Linked DNA regions of Homo sapiens: region 1 is linked to region 2. A link is a loop called in an ENCODE intact Hi-C map of the cell type or tissue named here. Cell type or tissue: testis. All regions are shown on one strand. Each heading gives the region's core, and the rest is flanking DNA. Links, peaks and the distances in the headings are about the cores only. Region 1 overlaps LHX1-DT (LHX1 divergent transcript). Region 2 overlaps AATF (apoptosis antagonizing transcription factor).

Region 1 (2,914 bases), core at 224-2,723, 90 kb before region 2:
CTCAACCTCCCGAGTAGCTGGGATTACAGGTGCCCGCCACCACGTCTGGCTAATTTTTGTATTTTTAGTAGAGACGGGGTTTCACCGTGTTGGCCAGGCTGGTCTGGAACTCCTGACCTCAAGTGATCCGCCTGCTTTGACCTCCCAAAGTGCTGCAATTACGGGCATGAGCCACCAAGCCAGGCCTGTTTTTGTTTGTTTGTCTTTGAGATGGAGTCTCGCTCTGTTGCCCAGGCTGGAGTGCAGTGGCACTATCTCAGCTCTCTGCAACCTCCGCCTCCAGGGTTCAAGCGATTCTCCGCTTCAGCCTCCTGAATAGCTGAGATTACAGGCGTGTGCCACCATGCCCGGCCAATTTTTTGTATTTTTAGTAGAGACAGGGTTTCACCATGTTGGCCAGGCTGGTCCTGAACTCCCGACCTGAAGTGATTCACCAGCCTCAGCCTCCCAAAGTGCTGGGATTACAGGCGTGAGCCACCGTGCCTGGCCACTTTTTGAAATTTGAATCATGTGAATGTGCTACGTATTCAAAAAAAATAAACTAAATTGTTCTTAAAAGAAAGTAAATTTAAAAATAAACATTACACAGTCACATTAAAATCCAAACTAAAACAGTCCCCAGCCTCTGACCATGTACTGGAGGGTCACCTGGAGTCTCGGCGGTAGCCCCCGTTGGGGCCTGGTTCCGCTGCAGAAGGGATATGTGTGGCGTCTAAGTCAGCGGCAGGGCCCTCGGCTGGCTGCCACCAGGGCCCGCTCCCCCTCCAGTATGATGGGTGAGGGGTTGTCAGACGGAGGAGCAGTGGGGGCTGCAGGAGAGACGTCCGAGATGGGACGGGACATTTGGGCAGTTGGGGCCGATTTGTCGCCATTTTCACGGGCAGACTTGTGAATTAAGTGGCATGAAATTGAGCACAGACCAGGCTCCCCCCCAGAGACGGGGCAGCCCCCGCCCAGGAGGGGAGAAGGCAAGGGGGCGGGAGCGGGAGGGGTGGCCCCGCTCCACGCTCAGCTGCTTCTGGGTGCAGATGGAGACAGAATGGAAGGGGGAGGGGCTCAGCTCTTCCTCCCGGGCCCCTCCTCACCCTCAGCTCTCCTCCGACAAGCAGAGGGCCTGCCGGACCCCAGCGATGGGCTAGCCTGGACTGGCTCACTTGTGCCCAAGCACCCCTAGGAGTCAAGGCTGGGGTGGCAGCCCGACCAGACACCCATTCAGGGGGCCCCTCAGCATCTCTCTGCTTATCTCTGCGTCTTTCTGCTGCCATTTTTGCTCAGTACTGAGAAATGACGACTAAAGGGAAGCAGGGCCTGACGCTGCTTCTCTGGATGGATAGAGAAGCTTTTGTGCCAGGAAGAGTTGGAGGCGGCAAAGCCTCCAGTGGGAGATACGAGGCTCGTGGGTTGCGGTTTGGGTTCTAACCGGGTGGCTTTGAGTGAGTTCCTTATCCTTTCCTCAGCCTCCATCTCCTTATCTGTAATAATAATGATAGCAACCCTGGGCCTGGTGTTGTTCTAAGTGTCTTGTGTACTCTGCAGCAATTCATTCCATCGTGATAATACCTTATCCGGCAGCACTGTTATCAGTTACTCCCCCGTTTTACAGATGAGAAAACAGATCATCCGGCCAGTGAGTGGTGAAAATGGGATTTTTGTTTAACACGCTGTCACCTCGGGGAGTCGAGGGGAAGATTAAATGAGATAATGAACATGTATAGTTTACCCACGATGCGTGTGTAACAAATGAGAGCTGCTGTCATCACTGCTCTGTCTGCCTCTCGGCAGGGGACAGGTAGCTCAAATGCAAAGTGTTTTCAGATCACCCAGTTTACATTTCATGGACTTGACAGACGGAAGACGAAGGCCCAGGGAAGAAAAGTGACTTGCACAAGGTCACTTGAGCTGGGCTAGGACTGAACAGACAGCTCAGTGACCTGAGTCCTTGCTCTCCAGGCCCCTAAGGACATCTCGGGGCTCTGCAGATGGGCGAGGGCCTACTTTACTTGTCCACGAGGAGAGGCACAGCCTGGAATTTCAATTATCCTGGGCACCGCAGGCTCCGAGTTCCTCCCCGGACGGGCGTGGGACCTAGCCCTAGCCTGGGTGGGGACGACGAGAGAAGACAGCCTTGGTCTGCCAACCTGGGCACCTCCCGCTGGACAGAGCTTTGTCCCACAATTAAGAAGGATGTGTTTGCCTCAGCGCCAGGCCCAAAGAGCCCACAAAAGCCACAAGGAGCCCTGCAGGTGGCCAGGGGGAGGTCAGGCCCCATGGTGCTTAATAGGACCTAATCTCCGCCAGTGTTGTCGGAAATGAAAATGAAAAACAGCCGCGATTTTGTGGTTTAAAAATTAGCATGTGTGCCTACGTCGTAAGCCCCTGGCCTGCATTACCATACAGATTCATCCCAGGCCCAGCACGCGGCCAAAATATGTAATTACACACAGGCTCGGGGTAGAAAAGTTGCTCTCCTCATTGCTATCTATATAATATGGATTTTAAAAAATGAGAGCTAGGTCTGAAATGTTGTGAGGGACTTACTTCATGAGGTATGCTGCCCATGGCATTTGAGGAGAGGGAGGGTCTCACCCCCTCAGCAGTATGTGATGTGGGGGGCACATGGATATGCCAAGTTCAGAGCTATCTCCCCGGACTGGGGGAAGAGAACAAGGAAGGGAAAGCCTTGCTATGAAGGATGGTGCTCTCTATGTCTGGGTCCCATTCAGTGCTCTCATTTGCACAGAAAGCCTGAAAAGTAGGTATCTTTGTCTTCACTTGAAAGATGAAGACACTTTGGGAGGCTGACGTGGTTGGATCACTTGAGGCCAGGAGTTCAAGACTAGCCTGGCCAACATGGTGAAACCCCGTCTCTACTAAAAATACAAAAATTATCTGGGCGTGGTGGTGCACACCTGTA
Region 2 (2,914 bases), core at 329-2,828:
CTGATCTAGTTCCTTCTCCTTTAGGCAGGTAAGACCATTTTTTAGGTGATAAATAATGTTTTTTTCTCATGATAAATTATAAAAATACAATATGTATTCCTTATATAAAATTTAGAAAATAGCCAAGCAGGCTGGGGACGGTGGCTTACGCCTATAATCCCAGACCTTTGGGAGGCCGAGGCAGGTGGATCACTAGAGGTTAAGAGTTCAAGACCAGCCTGGCCAACGTGGTGAAACCCTGTCTCTACTAAAAATACAGAAATTAGCTGGGCGTGGTGGCATACGCCTGTAATCCCTGCCTCGGGAGGCTGAGGCAGAAGAATCGCTTGAACCTGGGAGGTGGAGGTTGCAGTGAGCCAAAATCGTGCCACTGCACTCCAGCCTGGGCGACAGAGCGAGAGTCCATCTCAAAAAAAAAAAAAGGAAAAGACAGAAAATAGCCAAGCAAAATTAAGGAAATATTTCTTCCCTAATCCTAGCAGCTAAGAGTTAAGTATTTTTAATATTTTGGTACATGGTAAATATCTTTTCTAGGTTTTTCTTCTCAGTGGCTATGTACTTAGAACAAAAATGGGACTCTATTCTGTAATTTGTTTTGCAGTCCATTTCTTTCTACTTAACAGAAATTATGAATATTTTTCCTTGTCATTAAATATTGTTCTATAGCATTATTTTTAATGATAGCATAGAGTTTCCATTGTGTGGATAGTTTAACCAGTTCTTTATTGTTGGACATTTGGATTGTTTCCAGGTTTTCATTTTTATAAATGATGTAGTAAACATCATTATTAGTAAATCTTTACTCATATGCATACTTACTTTGTTGCATAAATCTCTAAATGTGGAATTAGTATATTTTCTAAGAATATGCAAAATTTTAAGGCTTTTTATCTATATGGCCAAGTTGCCTTCCAGAAAAGTTGTATTTGTACATGCTCACCTTTTTATATGAGTGTCAGTTTTCCTTATCCTTGTCAACATCGGATACAATAATTTTGTTTCATCTTTGTCACTTTGACAAGTGGTATCTGGGAAATGGTATCTGTTATTTTAATTTACATTTCCCAATGTTTAATGAAGATAAACATTTTTGCTCCCTTACATTTATTGGTCCTTGCTATTTCTTTTGTGAATCAAACAGGGAAAATTTTGAACTGGTTCTAGGGATAGATGATCTTCTTGTCAGTCAACCTTAATGCCACTCTAATTCTCCTTTTTTTTGCTTTAATCTGTTTCTTCTTGTTTGGTTTTCTGGAATTATATCTACCTCAGAAGACCTCTTTGTATTGTTGAAGTTTAATCTTAATTGCCTTAAAAAATAATAAAAGTAAAACTTGTTTGTTGTGAGATGTTATTTTCTTTCAGACAGTACTGAGTCTGTTTCTTCCTGCCCAACAATACTTAGTGAAATATGTAACGTAGATTGTGAAAGTATTATTTTTCCCACTCGTAAAAGTGTCCTCTAGAGATAACCATTTTAAATAATTTATCTGACTTCCAGATACTTTGTGTCAATATAAACTTTTTTCAAAACATAAATGAAATTATGCTTTACATCTTCCCATGTCAATGCCTGCAGGTCTTTTTTTTCGTTAAAATTAATGTTTGTTATATTTGCTTTTTTTTCTTTTTGAAGCGTTTTAAAGTAAATTACAATCATGCCATTTGCCTCTAAATATTTCTGTTTATAGCTCTAAAAAATGAGGATGTTTCTTAGTAACATTGTCATCTCACCTAACTAAATTAATATTCCTAATACTGTATGCGTACTTCATATTCACTTTACTTCGTTTATCCCAAAAAGTTTTTTATAGTTTGGTTTACTTAAGCCAAGTTCCATTTTATACTAATCCTTTTCAACAGCTGCACAAAAAGTTACCTGGCTAAACTAAAATTAAGTAGTCCCCTATAAATGGACACTTAAGATGTTTGCAGTTTCTACCTATTATAAACAATGCTGCAAATAACATTTTTGTACCTACCTCTTTGCTTTAAAAGTATTTCCTGAGGGTTAGTTTCTAGAAGAACAGTAGGTCAGGAGCTAGGCATATATAAAACTTTGATACGTTTTGCCAGATTGCTTTCTGGCTATGTCATGCTAACTAAACTCATCAGTTGTGTACGCAGAGTGCCCCTTTCGGCACGTTTTTGCCAGCATCAAGCATTATCAGAAAAATATCCCACTGTTTTAAGTTTTTCTTTAAAAAATTATTTTTATTAGTAAAGCTAAGCATCTTCTCTGATGTACATGGGCTTTTGAATTTTGGAGACTATTAATCCATTTGTTAACATTCTTCTTTCAAATTCAGCAAGTATTGCTTTATCTTGCCTTACTGGACCTGCTTTCCATCCATGTGATGTGGGCTTCCTTTAGTGTCTCCACTGTTTTTTCAAGTGTGGGAATCAAGTTTGGACATGACATTTTAACAGAATCTCACTTGTGTTTTTTATCATGTGATGGTATTGGGGAGGGAAGTTTTGTCATTTTTTTAGTAATTGAAAATTTCATTACACTCTGTTTCCCAGATAGTTTTGATACATAACCCTCAAGGGTACATTGATCTAGAAAATGAAAACTGTGCAATTGTTTTTTAAGCTTATAGTAGTGTTTCAATTTCTGTATCTGTAAAATGGTGATGCAATAATAGTATCTACCTCAAAGGATTGTTAGAGGACTTAAATGAATTAGTACATATAAAGTGCTTAGGCGAGTGTGTGGTACTTAGCAGGTCCTTACTGAGTATTAACTATTAATCTGAATAGTGATGGTACAATCTTTTAAGGATATAGCTCTTGGGCCACAGTATTTGTTTTCCTCTTCTTGAAAGGATTAGGTGAATAAAGACAGTACTATACATACAGCTAGTTCTTTGAAGACTTGAAATGCACATGTAAAAAGTACATACCAAGGAAG

Evidence for each region. Hi-C counts contacts between places; a loop is a spot of excess contacts. Peaks named below come from ENCODE experiments on the same cell type or tissue, not always from the same donor. Only the 100,000 strongest peaks of a DNase experiment are listed, where the experiment ranks them.
Region 1: it touches region 2 in a loop (3-fold over the local background); 1 of 110 quality-filtered maps calls a loop at or near these places.

What each region holds. Positions count from the first base shown.
Region 1 is chr17:36,883,878-36,886,791 of GRCh38, forward strand. The region is part of intron 1 of LHX1-DT (LHX1 divergent transcript); the gene reads right to left. Among named protein-coding and RNA genes, the nearest start is that of LHX1-DT, 51 kb to the right of the region's middle. In testis, for the core only: no CTCF peak of the experiment used is centred there; a DNase peak (open chromatin) is centred at 1,374; H3K4me3 peaks cover 843 bases.
Region 2 is chr17:36,973,660-36,976,573 of GRCh38, forward strand. All of the region lies in intron 4 of AATF (apoptosis antagonizing transcription factor), which reads left to right. Among named protein-coding and RNA genes, the nearest start is that of AATF, 26 kb to the left of the region's middle. In testis, for the core only: no CTCF peak of the experiment used is centred there; no DNase peak of the experiment used is centred there.